2 separate regions of the Homo sapiens genome follow, and region 2 is linked to region 1. The links are chromatin loops, found by intact Hi-C in ENCODE. Cell type or tissue: ascending aorta. All regions are shown on one strand.

Region 1 (8,000 bases):
CCGGCATGCGGACTGGAAGACACCATTTTCTCTCTACTGTCTGAACTGATTGACTCATATGGAGTCCATTAACTCTTATTTGCCAGCTTGGGTTTACCATAGAGAGGAAGGGACTGTGTGCCTGTTAAGCTTTGTAACATATCAGAGACCAAGTGGTATTTTTGTGGGGCATTTGTAACTGAGTACATCAAAGTGCAGACAGAGGGAGGAAGAAACTATTTTTCTTTTTCCATATGGCATTGAGAGCCTTGGTGCTGGTAGGATTGACAGAGACCTGTTCTTTGGAGGAGCAGAGACCAGGGAGAATCTTGGGAATTTAAATATTTAAGAGGGATATTTTAGGATCCAGGAACTCCTTCACAAGCAAGTGAGGCCTTAAAGCTAATGAAATTCAGTTTGATGATTTAAATGTTTTCATTTATATCTATAAACTGGTGAGGCATTAGGACATATGGAGTTCAAGGATGAATAATTAAGAGGAATATTTATTCATCATTCATTTTTATCAAAATATTGAATACCTACTATGTGTCACACACAAAGTTAGATGTTGGGCGTACAATCAAGGGTAAAAATTTCATGTTCAACTGGGCTAAATTTGTGAAAACAAGTATAGAGAGCTTTAAATAAGTTACCTGATCTGGCCTGAGGGTGAAGAGGATGGCTCAAGGAAGTGACACAAATGTTCAGTGTGTTAGGGTAATGGGAAACAGTGTTTTTATGTTTAGAAATTCCTTTAATGTTTTAATGCTCTTTCATAATAAATAATAATCATAAAATAAAAGAAACAAAAATCTTGACATAGTGAACAAAATGAAAACTGCTTTAAAAGAACCTCACATTTCTCCTTGTAGTCTAAGTAAATCAAAAATTATTTAACTCTCTGATGAAAGGTCTTCGTCACCTAATTTCTACTTTTACTTCTTAATCCAAAGCATCTTTCATTTGTTCATTTCCCCTTTCTTTTATTCCATTTCATGTTGGGTCCTGCCATATCCTGTTCACTTCCCCCTTGAAACAAATCACCTTAAATATTTCTTCTTGGCCTATTCTGTAATTTCAAAATCCTAAGTAGTTTCAGAGGAAGAATATTAAACACAGTTGTGGTTCTGTCACCTTTTCTTGTTATATCCTGAAAAATTAAGAAAAAGATGGCTGCTGTGGCTTTAAGGAATAAATCAAGTTAGCTGAGGAACTCAACAGGCAGGAGTGCTTTGAAAGCAAATGATGAGTCTCTCGTGATTCTCAAGTAAAGCCTGAGAAAGTAGATTTAAATGCCCTGGTGTACTATAGAAGAGGCTGAAAAAACACTGACACAGGCATTCAAACACTGACACAGGCATTCAAATCAGAGCATCCTCAATTCACACCTGTTTTTTAAACCCATGCGTGCGCACACACACACACACACACACACACACACACGTTACATGGAACGTTTCCTACTAGCCTGTAAACTGAATATAGGCTAAAAAGGTAGAACTATTAATAAATTTAGACCTTAATATTAACTGAAACATTTAGGTGGTGAGTGATATAAAATTTTCCTCCTGAAAATTAGAGTTTTCTCTTCATTTCAATGTAATAGCAATGAGCAGTCCACCTCAATGCTGTATATGTGATTCTCCTAGCTTCATTATATAGATATCAATATAATTGCAGGAATATTACAAATATTAAAGACAAATAATAATATTCTCATGGACTCACTTAGGTGCTTGAATTGAGGCAGCCCTCAAAATTTTTCATAATCCCATCCAACTTCCATTTGACTCAGATCAGAGTTCCTGACAGTGGCTGTCAAGAAAGAAATGGGACCTTTGGCTGGCGTGGTGGCTCATGCTTGTAATCCCAGAACTTTGGGAGGCTGAGGTGGGTGGATCACTTGAGGCCAGGAGTTTGAGACCAGCCTGGGCGGCATGTATAAAACCTGTGTCTACTAAAAACACAAAAATTAGACAAGTGTGGTTGTGGGTGACTGTAATCCCAGCTACTTGGGAGACTGAGGCATGAGAATTGCTTGAACCCAGGATGTGAAGGTTGCAGTGATCCGATATCATGCCACTGCACTCCAGTCTTGGCAACAGAATGAGGCTGTCTCAAAAATAACAATAAAAATAAAGAAATGGGACTTTGAATATGATTTCAAAGCATAGGAAAAAGTATGGAGTAAAGAAGAAAAAACACAGATAAGGAAGAAACACTAGAAAGTTCTTTTCCTCTATATTGACTGGATAAAATAAATAACAGTATTTGTAGATACTGCATTTGCTGATTATAAAACAACTATTTTGCTTTCTACACAAAATAGCTTTTTTTCTTCGGAGTTGTATGCTAAGCAAGAGGTCTCTGCTTAGGAAACCTATTTGAAAATATAATAAGATGTATTTCAGTAGGGAGAGAACCAACTAAAACATGAAAAAAATATTTTATAAAACTCAATAAAATACTAATGATTTTGCAAAAAAAAGTGGACTTTCATGAATGCTTAATGCAGTGTTCACAATATGGACAAAATTTTTACCTCTCTTTTCACTTAACATGGTATCAAGAGCATTTTCTTAAGTCTCAACCTTAACTATATACCTTCTTAACATGTGTATTTCTTCAAACCCAGTATATAGCTGCACGTGTGGGCTAGATTTGGGGGATATAAAAAATGTGGAGAAACTTTTCTGTTAATTGGTTTGTTGGACATCGTTGGATACTGTAAGATACTGTTACACAGTATAAGACAAAGATTGACAGATGGAATCCCAAAATATTGGGAAAGTTGAAGTTTGTTCTTTGTGAGAAAGAACTATTCCGCTAACTGACCCTCAGAGACTTATCCACTCTATTTATAATGCTGGAGCCTAGTGAGCCTCCCCAGCTTGCGGGATAAGGGGGGCGTTATCTTGCCAGATAGGATTTAAGAATGAAGGAGCAGAGGGTCTCTTTCTTCCAAAAATGATGGTGGGTGAAACTGAGCTCAGCATGCCAAATTTACCCTTAAATTCCCAGTATGATAGATTTCTCTGCTCCCCAGGAGAAAGGGAGTAAAGGAACAGAAATAGGGCAGAAGTGTTTAGGGAAAATCCCTCCTCATAGAAACCAGAACAGCTGAGAAAACGTGTTTCTCTCTAGTGGAAATGACTCCTTAATCCCCTTGGATTTTTTCATTCAACACTCTTGGTGGCTTCAGCACATGGTTCAAGGTGGCTTTGAGGGATTAAGCATCAAAAATCTAAGAAGTGTAATGCAGTGTAATTGGTAGCACTGTTTTGTATTGCTTTGAATCCTAATGTTTTCTTTTGGGTCCTATGCCCAGAGCTGTGTTAATATGCTTGAATGTTTTAAGCTTATTTTAACTAGCCACCACTGGTAAGAATGCTGACAAGTAAGCCACTAAGATCCACATACTTGACTTCAAATGGTCTAGTTCCACAAACAAATCAATGACACTTTGTCTTGCTTTACAGATGTTTGTTCAAATATATCAGTTACATCATTGTTCAGAATTTTACACCCCAGAGTTTATTCTAAAGACAGATGAAAGATATGTTTCTGAGTTCTTAGAAGTATGGGAAATATTATTCATACAAGATATAAACAATAACATTTCTGTAGACATTTACTTTTCTGTTACTATGTATAATGTGTATATATATATATAAAATACAGGCTGCTAAGTGTATTGTCCACTATGAGGACCAAGTGGGTTATGATTGCCAAAGTTGAAGCTGTTTTAGTAAGAAAAACAATTAGTGAGAGATCTCAAAGTTAAACTGTCTCTATGCCAAATAAAAAAATATGTGTTTTGCAAAACCTACAAATCTTAGTTTTCAAATGATATTGAAAAAACAAACATGCCTGAAGTACAAATGTGATAGGTGTTATTGCCTCAATTCTTACTGACTTCTGATAAACAAGTTTTAAAACAAAAGCAGAGAGAATATTAAATGACATCTTATGATGAAGGAGTTTTACCAGGAGTCTTTTGCATTTAGTGATTTGGTGGCCTTTGAAGATTTCTTACAATTTAGGGAGGGGAATTGTTCTTGGCTGAGGTCCATGAGTACATGTGGGGACTGAGAGAGGCTGACCAGAATTCTAAAATAAGTCTGTGTTTATAGTACTCACAAATCACAGCTGACTTGTGGTTGAGGCTGTTACCCTTCATTTCTAGAAAGGTGCAAGGGTGCCCTCTGGGGCCCTGGTGAGAAAGTTTTTCCTCACACTTTCTTGAATTATCTGGGCCATCAAATCAGAAACCTCAGAGGCCATTGGCAAGGTTTTAGCCAGCTGAAGTGGAGCCTGCGAAGTGGTCGCAACAGCACGATCAACTGAAGTCGGGATTGCCAGTAATTGCCAATTCCACCTCTAATTGTCCTCTAGGCCCTTCTAACAATGTGTGACATTGCCGTGCTGGCCTGCCCATCCCTCAATCAGAATGCCAAACTGCTACTTTAATGACAGGTTGACTTGTGTTGTGACTCTTTTGGTAATAATAATAATGTTCTTTGCAAAACCACACAATACTGTTTCTTAAAGTGCCCTCAAATTACATCATTTGTTGCATTAGCCATAGAGACTATAGAATCTGAAGAACATTACAGATGATCTAATTTAACCTATTTGTTCTGTTAAAAAGGAAATGGAGGGTGAGGACTAATGTGACACAACTTTACTACCACAAGATTTGAATCCAGAATTTGTTATTCTGAATCCAAATTGAGCAAAGTTTCCATTACACAATGTTTACAGCAAATGTGGGCATGAGACAGGATACATATTATTCCCAGTTTATAGATGAAGCTATTGAAGATCATGAAGGTTAAGTGACTTATACATGGGCACATGACCAAGTCAGGACAAAGCTAAGAAGGAACTCACTTCCTTTGATTCCCAGTTAGTGTTTTTTACAAACACACATATGCATGAACACAAACTCAGAAACTGAGATACAAATCTTCCATTAACCAGCTGGTCAACTATTAATCATTTACTGAGCATCAGATATTTTCCTGGTCAGTAGGGATATTTTTAAACAGGACAGAGTCAGGATTTCCAGGGTGTGTCAGCCAGCATCCAAAGTGCCCCCCAAATGATTTTTGCCTCTTTATATATATATCATATGAATATATATTCATATATATTCAATATATATATTCATGTGATATATATATTTTATATATATATATATTTCTACCCTAGTCTAGTCCTTTCTCACATTGAATAGGGATGACCTGTATAAACTATAGGACAGTGCTGGAACAACCATGTGTTACTTCCAAGTCTAGATAAAAAAGCACATTGTGATTTCTGCCTTGCTTTCTCTTGGATCACTTGCTCTTGGGGAATCCAGCTGCCATATTGTGAGGACACTCCAGCAGCCCTGTGGAGAAATCCATGTGGCAAGGAATTGAGACCTCTGTCTGGTCACCAGCATAAACCTGCCTACCATGTGTGTCAGCCATCTTAAAATCAGATTTTCTAGCCCCAGTCAAGTCTTCAGATGACTGCAGCCCTGGCTGACATCTAACTGCAACCTTGTATGAGACTCTGAGGCAGAACAACCCAACTAAGCCACTCCCAAATTCTTAACTCACAAAAAAGTATGTGAGATAATAAATGATTGTTGTTGTTTCAAGCTGCGAAGTTTTACATAATTATGCAGTGATTGATAACTAATATTGAGGAAGTGATAAACACATAATAAATAAAATAATTTCAGATGTCAATAGTGTTATGAAGAAGATAAAGGAGAACAATATGATAGAGGAATGGGGGAAAAGCTGCTTTGCTAAGACTGGGAACCTCTCTGAGGAAGTAACACTTGAGACAAGACTGAGCATAAAGAAGCAATCATGGCTGGGTGCGGTGGCTCATTCCTGTAATCCTAGCACTTTGGGAGACCGAGGTGGGAGAATTGCTTGAGGCCAGGAGTTCAAGACCTCAAGAACAACTTGGCCAACATAGCGAGACCCTGTCTCTTAAAAAAAATCAATCATGAAAAGATCTGAAGGAAAAGAAACCCAGAAAGAAGCAGGAGTAGGGACAAAGACCCTGAGTCAGGAAGATTGGCATGTTTGAAGCACAGAAAGCTACCCAATTTGGCTGGAGGATGGTGAATTGGGGAGAAAGTTGAGCATGGTAAAATCAGAGATACAGGAAGGGGCTAATCACAAAAAGCCCTGAAGGTAATGGAAAGTCATTGGAGGATTTGTGGCTAGAGGAGGCACATGATCTGATTTAAACGTTGGAAAGATCTTTCTGGCTGTGTGTAGGCACTGGATAGTCGGAGGGTGGGAACGCATACAGAAAGAGAAATTAGAGGCTGTTGCAGCTGTTCTGAAAAGTGATAGTTGCCAATTGAACTAGGGTGGCAGCAGTGAAGTGGTAAGAACTGGTTGGACTTGGGATATATTTTGAAGATAGGGCTGACAGGACTTGCTAATGGAATTGGTGTGGGGTATGTGGGAAAGGGAAATTAAGGACAACTCAGCTGTGAGCCATGTGGTTGAGAAACCACTGTTGACTTCAGGTTTTTCATGTGAAAAAAAAAAAGGTAATAACTGGACCTATCTTTGTGATATGACATACTTTATTGGACATTTCTTTAAAAAGCATTCAGCATTCAGCAGCTTCAAGAGATTCTTACTGCTCATGACCTCACTCAAGTTTATTAGAGTTGTTTTGCTTGGGAAGGCAGCAAATACTGGCAGATACCTGGCTGTGTGAAATGAACTCTTTTCTCTTAAATTATTGTGTCTTATGGAGACTTTTATTTAAGGCTTTCTGAGTTCCAGTTATAGTTACTTCTTCATGAAGATAACACTAAAAAGCAGCTTATTTCTCTATTGCTACGTTCTTTCTGCATAGAAAATATGGTCCTGATAAATATGAAAATCAAAAGGCAGTTTTCACTGGAATACAATCAAGCCTTGTGAAAAATCTTAGGCATTCAGCACCTATTTTTAATGTCAGCATGTATTTTTAACAATAACACCTCATGATTTGAAAATGATAAGGCACACAACTATGGGTACTGTTTATGGTTGAAAACTAATAGCAAGTTCTCTTATACTTTATCCTGCAAGGGAAAGACCAGCATGGGTCACTGTGGCCATATTATGTTACAGCCCCGTAAATCAGCTGTTCTCTCACTCATTCACACACACAGATCCTAGCTACTTAATATACAGTTAAGCACATTCTCTAAAACAAAATTAAAATTCATTCAAATGCCGAACAGATGTGAATAAAAAGAAGAGGGTAGTTTAGAAATATTTCCGTTGCTATCAGCAATTATTTTGTTCCATGAATGGCATTGGCTATTGGTGTGGAATGTGAATAAAGCTGGTTTGGTTACTGTGGGAGTTGGAACAACAGCAAGTTTCCCATTTTCAGTCCATGAGATTGTTTATTGAAAGTTCATTATGCTTTTCAAGCTATATTTTAAATAAAGCATCAAATTAAAATAAAAAATATTTTATATAGATAAGAAAAGGATTTTGTTCTACACATTCACATAGATATGGTCATATACAAAATGCTACAAAAGCTGATTTTTAGAATACATTTTTTGAAATATTCCTAAACCTAAAAATAACTACAGCAATAAAAATTATTGCTATCTTTATTAGTACAAAAATATCCCCTTGAACCACATTCAAACAGACAAATCAAATAATTAGAAATTGGTTTGTACTTGTAAGGTACATTTTATTTAAATAGTACTATTAGTTTACTGGAAAATTAGAAAACATAAATGTACTCCAGCTAATCAATTATGTATACCAGTGATTTTAAAAATGCAGGGTAATATGAAGAAATCTGGTGGGTGGAAATGAACTTTCTAAGTACAAAATTTTTATTAATAGGGGCCTCATTTTATAAGGAGTCCATCCAAATGAAATGTCAACCAACTCATGGGAAAGACCAACATGATGATCAAAGGAGACAAAGGAAGTGAATATTACTCTTGAAATTAAAACATGATTCTAATAGAAAAACTG
Region 2 (8,000 bases), 320 kb before region 1:
AGAATGAGATCAGGTCCTTTGCAGCAACATGGATGAACAAACACAGGAACAGAAAACCAAATAGCATGTTCTTACTTATAAGTAGGAGCTAAACACTGAGTATATGTGGACACAAAGAAGGGAACAACAGACACAAAGGCCTACTTGAGGGTAGGGGTTGGGAGGAGGATGAGGAGTGAAAAACTACCTATGGAGGAGTACTGTGCTTATTACCTGGGTGATGAAATAATCTGTATACCAAACCCCCATGACATGCAATGTACATATATAATAAACTATACATGTACCCATGAAGCTAAAAGTTTAAAAAGTGTTATTAGTAAAACAATAGGAATACAACAATAAAAATAGTACAAATTAAAAAATAAATAACTAAAATCTTTGCTGACGGCAACAATAAACATTTAAGTAATCTTTTCTTGAGCAGATAATAATGTTCCCATGGTTCAAATTTGGAAGGTATATATGGTTATACAGTGACAGCATTTTTTTTCATCTTTGCTTCTCATTCATCTGTTACTTTGTAAGGAAATAGTTTATTGAGCACTTACAATATGCAGGTATTGTTTTCCATGCTGGAAACATGTTCTCCATGCTGGAGATAACAGCAGTCAAAAAAAATAGAGGACATTTCTCCTGATGTGGGCCTTTTATTGTTGTGTGTGTGATGATAGAGAAACAGAGAAAGGAAGAGATTGATAAAATGAATTAAAGAAACAGATGAATAATATATACATATTAAAGCTATTAGAAGAAAAAGAAAGTAGGCAATAATTGTGGGCAGGTAGGCAGCTACTGTATTTATGTAGGTCAATCAAGGAGGGCTGTCTGAAAAGTGGGTTCTGCAGAGGCCTGAATGGAGTATGGGAGTGGGCTGTGAGGTTAACTGATGGGAAAGTGTCTCAGACAGAGGAGGCTATAAATAAAAAGCTCCTGAAGCAGGAACATGCTGGAGTGTTTGAGGAACATCAAGAGTCTGTGTGGAGCTAAGGAAGGAAGTGGGAGAAACAGACAAGCGGCAGTCATAGAAGAAACCAGAAGCAATGTCTGGTGTAGCTTTGTGGGCTTCAGATTGTTCCTTACTTTGAGTGTTCTGCTTGAAAATAGATTATGGTGTTGATGCAAAGCACTGGGGGGTCTCGTTAAAATGCATATTCTGATTCGGTAGGTTGCAGGTGGGACTTGAGATTCTCTATTTCCAAGCTCCCAGGTGACGTGGTTGTTGCTGGTCTGTAGACCACACTTCCAGAGCGCTGGTCTAGAAGCAATAATGAGGACATCCACTCTGCTCCAGACCCTGTAGGGGTGTGAGAAAACAAATAGCAACTTTGTGACACTTAAATACAAAGCAAGGTGGCAGGTTTCAGTCAAAGTAAGAGGTTGGAGGAGCATTTTGAGGAGAGGTTGAAGATACAGGCGATTTTGCTGATACATGGCTCAGTTCCCAAGATTGCAGTGAAAGTTTTTAGGATGGGTCAGTGTGTGGGATTAGGTCAGATGAGCGGATGTACAGAATTTTATGAAAAAGGTAAAAAAATAATGCATGTGACCCAACACCTTGAGCTGTTCATACTGACTGAGATAAGTAAGGGTGTGAGGAAGGGTGGTGTACTCCTGACATTCTCTTAGGGGAAAACATACTGTCGGTTTCAATTTTAGTCCCCTTCATAAGATTACTGTCTTTGTCAGACTGTTGTAGTGAGCTGGGAGTGTCATGTGTCAGGGATTGGGAGTCTTTCCAGGATCAGGAGGTGGTCTGGGGGTCTCCTTTGCAGTTCCTCTAATAGCAAGGTCCAGGCCTGGGGAGATGCAATGCTATCTGGAATGGAGAGAGCTCTGCATTCCTCCATGGCCACATGGTTCCCTGTCTCAAAGCAATGTACTAGTCTCCTATGTATTCTTTCAGAGTATTTTAATGCAGACAAAAGACTCAATGCAGATTAGGCCATTTCAGCACCAGAATTAACAAGCTGAATTTAATGGACGTAAGCTGCAGAATACACATTTCACTTTTTTCAAGGGCCCATGGAACATTTATACAAATTGATTCATACTGGACCATGAGGCAAGTCTCAACAAATTCCAAAGGTTTGGCACCATAGGAATTACATTCTGTGACCAAATTACAATCATTCTAGAATTCAATAGCAAAGAGATAACTAGAAAAAAAAGTCAGTATGTTTGAAAATTAAGAAACTGTTCTAGGCTGGGCACAGTGGCTCACACCTATAATCCCAGCATTATGGGAGGCCAAAGAAGGAGGATCACTTGAGCCCAGGAGTTTGAGATCAGCTAGGGCAACAAAGCAAGATCCCATTTCTGAAAAAATAAAATAATTAGCCAGGCATGGTGGTATGCACCTGTGGTCCCACCCAGCTACTTAGGAGATTGAGGCTGGAGGATTGCTTTAACCCAGCAGTTCAAGGCTACAATGAGCCATGATTGTGCCACTGCACCCCAACCTAGGTAACAGAGCAAGACTTTCTTTAAAAAAATAAAAGAAAGAAACTGTTCTAAGTAGTTTATGAGTCAAAAACATCATAAATCAGAAAATATTTAGAATTAAAAGAAAATACAATTATTTTATTATAACTTGTTGGAGGCAGGTAAGGCAGTACTCAGAGAAAAGGTTTTAACTTTAAACACTTGCATTAGATAAGAAGAAAAGACAGGAAAATTAAATTAATCATCTATATTCGAAAGTTAAGAAAAAAAAAACCCAGAAAATGTAGAAAGATAAAAATAATAAAGAATATGAATTTAATGAAATAGAATACCAACATGCAATAAAGAGGCCCAGCAAAGCCAAAAGTTGATTATTTGAAAAGAATACATTTGATAAAACAAAACAAAACAAAACAGCAGCAAAACAAAACAGCAGCAAAACTGAATTGGACAGATTCCTGGAAAAATGCAATTTACAAAAATGGACTCAAGAAGAAACAGAAAATATTAATATTCTTACTCTCCTCAAATTTATTGATTCACTTGTTAAAAATCATCATACTCAAAATGTACAGACACAAAGTGTTTTACCAAAATATTCCAGCAAATATTCTAAGAATGAATAATTCCAATCTTATACAAACTATTCCAGAGGATAGAAAAAGAGAGGACATTTGACAAATCATCATAAGACTTCAGCATAATCTTTATACCAAACCAAGGACAGTTTGAGAAAGGAAAATCTAATTTATGAATTTAGAAAAAAATCTTAAGCAAACATTAGCAAAATGTATAAATGTATAAATTGTATAATGTATAAATAGGTCGAGGAGGGCAGGAAGGGAATATGCCTCAGGAGGAAAGAAAAAAGAGATAAGGGCTGGGTGTGGTGGCTCATGCCTGTAATCCCAGTACTTTGGGAGGACGAAGAGGGTGGATCAGGAAGTCAAGAGATCAAGACCATCCTGGCCAACATGGTGAAACCCCTTCTCTACTAAAAATACAAAAATTAGCCGGGTGTGGTGGTGTGCACCTGTAGTCCCAGCTGCTCAGGAGGCTGAGGCAGGAGAATCGCTTGAACCCGGGAGGAGGAGATTGCAGTGAGCCGAAATTTTGCCATTGCACTCCAGTCTGGGTGACAGAGCAAGACTCTGTCTCACAGGAAAAAAAAAAAAAAAGAGAGAAGATAAGAGAAAGGAGAGCCACCCACCAGAAGCACAGAAGGAGGAGCTGGCTGTCAGGAAAGTTGGTGGATTGATAACAAGAATTAACTTCGCCCCCTTTACAAAGTTTTTCTTTTGAGATAGGGTCTGGCTCTGTTGCCCAGGCTGTAGTGTAGTGTAGTGTTGCTCATAATTTGGGATTTGTGGGGATATCTGGTCCCTAGTTTTGTGGAGGTTGTCTGTGCCCCATAATTATTTTTGTAATCTTAGTTGTTCTGTGTGTTCTATGAGGGAATTTGGGAGAAGCCACTGCCAACTTCACCAGATCTCAGAGCAGAGCTTTCTAGTTTCCAGCTCAATATATCTTGTACATAGGAAAGGTTTAATAACTATTTGAGCAACAAATTTAAAAGTTAGAGGTATCATTTTCTTTAGGCACTTTGTAACGTTAGAGCAAAGAGCGTCAAAATTGTAAAGGACACCTGTTATCCCAGCACTTTGGGAGGCAGAGGTGGGCAGATCACTTGAGGTCAGGAGTTTGAGACCAGCCTGGTCAACATGGTGAAACCCCATCTCTACTAAAAATACAAAAATTAGCTGGGCAAAGCAATCAGCAATAGCTAAAAGATTTACTTGGTGTCAGCATCTATCCAAGAGGAAGCAATGGGATCTCTGACAAACTTGACTTCGAGGAAGCCAACAAGCATTTATCTGGAAAACTCAGTGATCCAAATTGAAAACAGTAACTGAAACTAGGAGGGGCTTTCATGGTCCAAAACTGTCCGTGGTAAGACTAAGGAGATTGAATATTCTGAGGTCCCTTCACTCTCAAAGTTACCCAGCAAAGGTTCCTCCAAGACAAAGCTATGATCCAAACTGAGAATAAATTGTTAAGAGAATCTAAGATGAGCAGGTCGGGGACACTAGACACCAAGGAAATATAAGGTCCAGATAAAAGTGGTAAGGGAGAATAGAATCAGAAAATCTTAGAATTTAAGTATTTATATCGTTGGACATTTTATAAAAACAACCAGAAGAGGGTGGTCGAGAGACATTAAATGTAAAGAACCCAAAATGATTCCAAGCCAAGCTTCCTTTCTAAAACTTCAGAAAATCTAATTTGGTGTAAAAATGAGCATCAGAAAAGAATGAGCTAAAATCACATTCAAATTTATTACAGGGCAGGGAGAAAAAAATGAGTAGAATTTCTATAGATAATAAAGATATGCCAGAAAGATGTTCTCACACAAAAAAAAAGAAAACTATAATTTATATTTTTTAAACAGCTAACAGAAAGAAGATCTGAAAGATAAACCAGAATAAAGAAAACTTAGAAATAAAGTGGTAGAAATCAATAAAGAATTAAACATAAAATTAAACATTCATTTCAGAAATTGTCTAACTAGAAGTATAACACAAGAGCAAATAGACTCAACTGGTAATGACTCACAATAAATAGAAAACGAAAAGAAGGAAATTTTTAAATATATAAAAAAAAAAAAATGAAGGTGCCAGGGACTTAGGTGGGAGAGACGGGAATGGAGAGTCATTGTTTGATGGGTATAAATTTCAGTTTTGCAAGATGCGAAGAGTTCTGGAGATGGATGGTGGTGCTGACTGCACAACAATGTGAATGTGCTTAATGTCACTGACTGTGCACTTCAAAATGGTTACGATGGTAAATTTTATGTTATGTGTGTTTTGTCACAATTAAAAAGTGAAAGGAATGAAAAAGGAAATGAAGGAAGAGATGAAAAGTGTTAGTAAGAACATGATCAATTCAGAAGACAGGCAGAGAAGATCTGACGTATCTATATAAAAATTAGGAATCCATGAATGAAAAATCAAAACAAGTTAGAAGAAGCACCTGATTATAATGCACCAAAACTTTGATCAGATGAAAAAATGTGAAGTTACGTATTGAAGGAGCACATTGTATACCTGGAAAAGTTGACCCAGAACAAATATCTGAGCCATAGACCAAGTGACTTATGAAGGAAAGAAAAAGGAATTGTTATCATGCTTTTCAATAACAATTTCTCCTACCAGAAGAAAACAGAGTAACACATTTAAAATGTTGAAGGGAAAGAAACAGTAAGCCCAAGATTTTATATTCAACCACACTTTTTTTTAAGTATAAAGGGAGCAAGCTGTCACCTGGAAGCCAGAACTGAAAAATACTGCTTCTGTGAATCCTTCCTTGGGTATACAGTAGCTTCAGACAACCAAAATTACTAGAGAAATATTGACATAAAGATGGATGGTGGGCGTTGAGCATATATTTACGTGAAGAACAAAGGAAGGACATAAGAACAGAGTGTGGTAATGGCTCTATGCTCTGACAATATAGATACAGCATAATTAAAAGAAAACAAGGAGAGAATGAGAATATCATGTAAAAACATTTGAAACAGTTTTTCAGTAATTATACTGGTAGTAGTTTTGATAGTGTTATTTTGAGAATGTTTTGTGTGACATGGACAAAACATTCAATCATCCCCATTGTCCTTGCAACCCAGGATTCTTGCTGAAGACAAAAAGAGATTTGAACATAAGGTAGAAGAGTTTAAGTAACATTGAAATCTGAATTTGAATTATAGTGTGAACATACGAGGTATTTTATCTTTAAATAAATGAGTGATATTTACATATATAGTTGTATATATTAAATAATCATTGTCATATAATTATTGTTTATATATTTTACCATGCATATAATTATATAGAATTATCAATAGATATAAAGGACTAAGTTCTGATAGAGAGGTACGTTCTATAGGAAATAATAATAGTTATAATGATAAATACATAATTATTATTAAAGGAATAGGAAATTGTACCATAATAAAAATATATATATTTGATCTCTATCCCCAGTTCCTGACACAGAGCTCCAAAAATCCTTGTAATTTCCCGAGTAATCAGGGAGCTAGGTTCATCTTTGTTCTAATATTTTGTCTTTGACCTGGTTCCTGACACAGAACTTGTAACCCTTTGGAATTTTCTGGGTGCTAGGAGAATCTTTTGTTCTAATATTTGTTCTTTGACCTGGTTCCTAACGCAGAGCTCCCAAGACCTTTGTAATTTCCTGAGTGACAGCAGCACCTGACACAGAGCTCCTGAATCCTCTGGAATGTCCTAGATGATAGGAGTTCTAATAAGGTGACTCTTGGTGGCCTCCTGAATGGGAGCTGGTCACCAGAAAGACTAAGCCATGATTAAAAGTCTGGAACTTTTAGCCTCACCTTTCATCCTCCCAGAAGAGGAGAGAGGCTGAAGACTGAATTAATAATCAATCATGCCTATGTAATGAAGCCTTCATAAACTTTCCTGAAGCATGGAGTTTGGGGAGCTTCCAGGTTGCTGACATGGAGGGTGGCATGCCCCAAGAGGCCGTAGAAGCTTCCTGCCTTTTCCTGCATACCTTGACCTCTGCATCTCTTCCATCTAGCTGTTTATCTGTATTATTTGTAATATCCTTTATAATGCACCAATAAACACAAAGTGCTTCCCTGAGTTACATGAGCCTCTCTAGCAAATGCTCAAGCCTGAGCGGGTTGTAGTGGTTACTTCCAATTTATAGCCAGTCAGTCAGAAGTTTCAGAGGCCCACATGTTAATTAGCATCTGCAGTGGGGGCAGTCTTTGGACTGAACCCTTAACCTGGGAATTTGACTCTAACTCCAGGTAGACTGTGTCAGAATTGAATTGAATTATAGGATACTCAGTTGGTGTCCACTGGAGAATCGGTTGTTGTATGGGGAAAAGTCCCCACCAATTTTGGTGACCAGAAGTGTTGAGTGTGGGAGTAAGAAGAAGAGCTTTTTTATGTCAATTAGAAATAATTTTCAATATAGTAATATACACATAATCATTATACATATATAAAAATGTATAGATATAATGACAAGCTAGGATATTCATTCTATCTTAGTTTATTCTATTCTACAGAATATGTGTTATATTCGGCCAGGCACAGTGGCTCATGCCTGTAATCCCAGCACTTTAGGAGGCAGAGGTGGGTGGATCACCTGAGGTCAAGAGTTCAAAACCAGCCTGACCAACATGGAGAAACCCTGTCTCTATTAAAAATACAAAATTAGCCAAGCATGGTGGCGCATGCTGGTAATCCCAGCTACTCAGGAGGCTGAGGCAGGAGAATCACTTGAACCTGGGAGACGGAGGTTGCAGTGAGCCGAGATCTCGCCATTGCACTCCAGCTTGGGCAAGAAGAGTGAAACTCCATCTAAAAAAAAAAAAAAAAAGTGTTATATTCTCTCTCTCTCCTAGCTTGGTCCATTATGTCTATGATAATTACCTCCTAGGTCTGCCCATTGAAATTACCTAGAAATTATAACTGTCTCCCTATATAAGTATATATATTATGATAACT

What was found. Hi-C counts contacts between places; a loop is a spot of excess contacts. Peaks named below come from ENCODE experiments on the same cell type or tissue, not always from the same donor. Only the 100,000 strongest peaks of a DNase experiment are listed, where the experiment ranks them.
Region 2: a loop joins it to region 1, with 9 times the contacts of the local background. A loop is called at or near these places in 34 of 110 quality-filtered maps.

What each region holds. Positions count from the first base shown.
Region 1 is chr6:71,506,120-71,514,119 of GRCh38, forward strand. No RefSeq gene overlaps it. Among named protein-coding and RNA genes, the nearest start is that of LINC01626, 89 kb to the left of the region's middle. In ascending aorta, a CTCF peak has its summit at 4,190 (motif pointing left); a DNase peak (open chromatin) is centred at 4,192; H3K27ac peaks cover 1,532 bases.
Region 2 is chr6:71,186,354-71,194,353 of GRCh38, forward strand. No RefSeq gene overlaps it. Among named protein-coding and RNA genes, the nearest start is that of OGFRL1, 98 kb to the right of the region's middle. In ascending aorta, CTCF peaks have their summits at 4,573 and 4,774; no DNase peak of the experiment used is centred here.